Linked DNA regions of Homo sapiens: region 1 is linked to region 2. The links are chromatin loops, found by intact Hi-C in ENCODE. Cell type or tissue: dorsolateral prefrontal cortex. All regions are shown on one strand.

Region 1 (2,500 bases), 71 kb after region 2:
GGAATGCACCCAATTCCAGTGGGGGTTCCCTCTGTGGAGGGAGAGTTTTGGGTTGGAAAGTGAACCAAGAACCTTCAACTGTTACTGAAAATGTCCTAGTTCTTTAGCTGGGAGGAGTGTACGTGATTCTGTCATATGCATACCTCTATTTTGGCTTGCAGAGTTAAAAAGTACAGCTCTCTTAGGAATGGAATACCGTTACCCTAACTCCCACGCTCAGCCCTAAGCTCCTGTCCACATGAATCAACCCAGTGTTCTCCATGTCAATACTTCCGCCCTGCAGCCCCCTTGCCTCTCTCGGCTCATTCCATGCCTCTTCTCTGGAATGTATTCTCTTCCCCAATAAAAATAATAATAATAATAATACTGCTATCATCCATCGTAAACACTGACCAAGAGCTAATCATGTGTCCAGCAGGCCTCTAGGGCTCCCAACCACCAACCACCCTATCAACTGAAAACTATGATTATTCTCATCTCACAGCTTAGATCCCTGGGGTGTGAGAGGTTTAGTCTTTTACTCCAAGACCATCCCAGAAAAGTGAGTCACAGAGCTGGGACCTAGAGCCAGGCGGGTTGACACCGAGTCTGGGATTGAAACCATGATGCCCATGTGCCCTTACCCCAAGCCCACCCATGCACCAAGGCCATCCCTGCCACCCAACCTGCTCTCAATTCCCAGGACTTCTTCCTCCTAGAGCCTTCATAGGTGGCCATTTGTTCCACGTGGCTCTCAATCACATTACAGGCACTACCCTCTCCTTCAGAGAGGCTCCAACTTAAGAATCCATTTTTGTTTGGCAGGAACCATGAGTTCTGCTGTGTTTCCCTGCCATGCCCTTCACAGTCCTGGGTCCCTCAGGCTCACTATGTGCCCATTATGTGTAAGTGAATGAACTAACCAACTAACTAATGAAGGAACCACCCACCAGCACATCCAGCCATTCCTCCTCAACACCACCCTGGCAAACTGGAAATGAATCCAGACTCTTGGGAAAAGGGATTCCCATCCTATCATTTATTCATTCATTCAACAAATACACATTGTGTGCTGTGTGCTGTGTGCTGTGCACAGTTCCAAGCACTGGGGGGCTGCCCAACAAAACAAATTCCCTGCTTATATTCAAGTGAAAATAAGACCATAAGAACACATACCATGTGCCCACCATATGCCACACGCTGTGCCTTGTGCTTCACATACACAGAAAGTTCATGCCGAAAGCCTAAGGAAATAAGCATGGACCACTGTCCCCTACCACACATGGGGAAATCGTGGCACGAAGAGCTGGCCCAAGTCTCAGAGCTACTTCCACTGCCTCTTAGGGATCACAATAAGCTCTGCCTGGAAAAGCAGAATTCTGGGGACCCCAGGTCCCAGCTCTAGCTGAGCTGAATGGCCCCCACCAGTGTTTACCCCTGGCACAGATGGGGGATTGAGGCTGCGGCAGCTGGGAGATGCCGGGCCCCACGCTGCTCACACTCAGGCCTTTGTCCTAGGAGCCAGCACTTGCCACAGGCTGCCCTGGTGATGTCAGCTCTGGGCAGAGTGCAGGGCGCCTGGGGGTGGGGAAGTGCTTTCTAGAAGCCCCCAGGGCTTGGCGTGAGAAGGGCCCATCTTTGTCCAGGATCAAGGAGTTTTCACAAGATTTTCACAGCCACCAAGGACACTTCCCCACAAACACTCTAGATTGTGGTTTCACTTTATTTTCTTTTAAAAAAAAACAAAAACAAAAAAAACAGGCAAACACACACAGAGCTAGCATTCACTATTCTCACTACATTTCAGGCACTATGGGAAGAACTTCTGAGAAGTCCTTAAATGCTCAAAATTCACAGAAGTGAGTTAGATGAGGCGTCAACCTCATGGTCTTCCCAACCTCCTAATGGCAGCACGTTCCTGGACTATCCTGAGTCCTCCCTTTCTGCCCATGCTGCCCCCCTGGCTGATCCCACCCTGACTCGGCTTTTTTTTCTTTTTTTTCCTGGACAGAATCTCATTCTGTCGCCCAGGCTGGAGTGCAGTGTGCAATCTCGGCTCACTGCAACCTCTGCCTCCTAGGTTCAAGTGATTCTCCTGCCTCAGTCTCCTGAGTAGCTGGGATTACAGGTGCACACCACCATGCCCAGCTAATTTTTGTATTTTTAGTAGAGACAGGGTTTTGCCATGTCATCTAGGCTGGTCTTGAACTCCTGACCTCAGGTGATCTGCCTGCCTCGGCCTCCTAAAGTGCTAGGATTACAGGTGTGAGCCACCGTGCCTGGCCCTGACTTGGCTTTAAACACCATCTTTCTTTATATTGAAAACACTCAGGTTTATCTCTCTAGCCCCTAAACTCCCGACTAGAGTCTCTGCTGCCCCCCCAATGCCCCACCTGGATGTACTGCAGGTATCTTAAGCCTCACACATCCAAAAGGGAATGTTTATTTCCCTCTCCTACCCTAGCCTGCACCCTCTTGGGAAAATGCAACTCCATTCTTCCAGTTGCTTGGGCCCAAAACC
Region 2 (2,500 bases):
TGCCAGGGGCCTCCAGGGCTGGACCCCGTTACCCTACAGACCTCACTACCCAGCCCTCCCTCTCACTCACTGCTCCAGCCCCATCAGCTTCCTTCTGCTCTTCCAATGCGCCAGACACGGTCCCACTTCAGGGCCTCTGCCCTAGCTGCTTCCCCTGCCTGGAGCCCTCTTCCTCCAGAAATCCCCTTGACTCCCCCCTCATCTGCTTCGGGTCTTCACCCCGACTCGCAGTGACGTCTCCCTGACAGCCATCCCTCTGCACACTCTGGCCCCTTTCCCGGGTTTATAGAAACTTATCTGTGCCACGCTCACCAGCACAGGCTCAGTGTCTTACTTCTGTATCTGCACATTGTCTGTCTCCTGCCTCCTCCCCCAACTAGATCTGAGATCTATGAATGGCAGGAACCGCATGCATCCCCACGTGGCTGGATTCCCAGGGCCCAAACTGCCACCAAGCACAGAGTGGCACTCTGTAAACATCTGCCGAATTAATGAAGGTCCAGCTTGTGTTGTGTGACTCCAACAATGGGTCCCAGCCACGGGGGACCAGGACAGTTCATGCCACCCCAGCCCTCAGCCACCACTCAGCCTGAGAGGGAGGGCTGCCGGACACCCCGCCCTGGGACACTCACTCTTTGGCCTTCGTGGCCACCAGGAGGCGCAGAGGGCGGCGGGAGCAGAAGGACTGGTTGAGGATGGACTCCACCTCTGAAAACGGCCGCAGGAACACCAGGTCCTCATTGATGGAGTAGATCTTCCTCCCCACCTGCAGGCCAGCCACCTGGGTAGGGACGGCAGAGGACAGACGTGCACACCAGTTACTAAGCTCCTTCCCTCCTCACCAAGGAAGCTCAAATGTGTTCAGCAGAAGGGTGCTGGCCCAAGGGATCCAGCAGGACTGGGTGACTGCGTGCTGTCTGTGGTAAGCAGTTGAGGGGCACAAGGGACCTGGTTCTGCCTCATGAGCCACAAAGGGAAGCTCATGGGAGGGCAGCTGGGAAAGGTATTCCTCCTGAGGGGAAACTCTGCTGGGGCCTGACCCTGTTGTGTGGGGACACGAGGGTCACACCGGGGTGGCCATCTTATGTCTGTTAGGGCCTGGCGAAGAAAGATGAAGACCTGCTGACCCGAACCAAGATTCACAACTGCCTCCTTCCAACCGCTCACATCACTGGCAAGGTCAACCTAGCCGCTCCGGCCATGGGTATGTCGCTCCTTGCAGCCCAAAGCATTCCTAATTGCCACAGGGGCAAGCTGGGCTCCAGCCAGCACGGCAGGTGCATCTCCCCCACCCACCTGCACACGCCCCAGGCAAAGCCGGAAGGCCCCAGGGCTGAATCCTCGGCCAGCCACACCCTCACTCTCCTAACCTATCCTCCTGTAGGCTTTGCATCAGACAGCAATGAGCTTATCTTATTCAAGCCACTGTGACTGGTTGCAGAAAACTGAGACACCTGCTTTTTTCCTGTACCTCCCCACAATGTCCAGCAGAGGGCAGTGGTGGAACACACCAGGAGCACAGCCCCGGGACTCTGCACTCACTCCCAGCTACTGTAGCCACTGCAGACAGTGGGTCCTGGACTCAGTTTCTCCACGTGAGCAATGAGAGAAGAGGAGTCAGCGATCATTCCAGAATCTCCTGGGCTGGGCTGCCTCAAGGAGGGTGAAGAGAGACACCCCGCTCTGCCACCTGCACACGGTCCCTGCCAGCTCCCCCGAGGGCCTCACCTCAGCCAGCGAGCCCCTCTGGACGGACTTCACCACCACAGCCTTGTTCTTCTCCTCGATGTCAAAGCCATAGTCCTCCTCCTGGGGCAGGATCTGGGGGCCCAGGGCAGAAGGAACCCGGTCAGGGAGCGAGGTGGGCCTACGGCCAGCCCCACCGTGGCCCCCACAGGACCATGACCTCGTCCCAGGTCTAGTAGGGAAGTGGCCAGATCCAGGTGGGCGAGACAGAGCAAAACGCAAACAGCACCTGGCAGAGCCAGTGCTCACTCTGTGCCTGCCACTGGCTTAACGAATCACACGGATCCAAAGGTGTCCAGCCACCAAGAATGTGGAGTCAGGGAGTTTAGGGAGGAGCGGTCCCACCCCAGGGCAGGATGGCAGGCATGCTAGAAACAGGTCTGGGGGTTCCCCAGTGCGGGGGATACAGGGAAAGGCACTCATTCAGTCAACAGACATTGATTGAGATGCTGCCCATCACACGGGCCAGGCAGTTCTCATGGGTGCTGGAGACACCATCTAGAACAAGACAAACAAGCCCAGCCCTGCTTAGTGCGGGAGGCCAACTATAAACAAATAAACAAAAGAAATACAGGATGTGATGCAGGGAGTGTACGTAGTTGGAATTAAAGCACTTAATGGGATAGGGCACGGCAAGGGGGCAGAGAAGGTGCTATCGGAGCTGAGGCCTGAACGAAATGAAAAACAAAACTTCATAAAGAGTGGAGGAACATGCTCCAGGCAGCAGACACAGCACGTACAAAGGTCCTGAGGG

Evidence for each region. A loop is a pair of places that touch in the nucleus more often than their neighbours do. Peaks named below come from ENCODE experiments on the same cell type or tissue, not always from the same donor. Only the 100,000 strongest peaks of a DNase experiment are listed, where the experiment ranks them.
Region 1: a loop joins it to region 2, with 10 times the contacts of the local background. A loop is called at or near these places in 15 of 110 quality-filtered maps.

Annotation. Positions count from the first base shown.
Region 1 is chr20:48,727,113-48,729,612 of GRCh38, forward strand. The region is part of intron 4 of PREX1 (phosphatidylinositol-3,4,5-trisphosphate dependent Rac exchange factor 1); the gene reads right to left. Among named protein-coding and RNA genes, the nearest start is that of PREX1, 100 kb to the right of the region's middle. In dorsolateral prefrontal cortex, no CTCF peak of the experiment used is centred here; DNase peaks (open chromatin) are centred at 1,143 and 1,499; H3K27ac peaks cover 2,500 bases.
Region 2 is chr20:48,656,408-48,658,907 of GRCh38, forward strand. It overlaps PREX1 (phosphatidylinositol-3,4,5-trisphosphate dependent Rac exchange factor 1), which reads right to left. Exons shown (of 40, transcript NM_020820.4): 17 at 1,729-1,821; 18 at 633-781. Among named protein-coding and RNA genes, the nearest start is that of PREX1, 170 kb to the right of the region's middle. In dorsolateral prefrontal cortex, CTCF peaks have their summits at 650 (motif pointing right), 1,486 (motif pointing right) and 1,687; DNase peaks (open chromatin) are centred at 514 and 1,514; H3K4me3 peaks cover 1,053 bases; H3K27ac peaks cover 2,500 bases.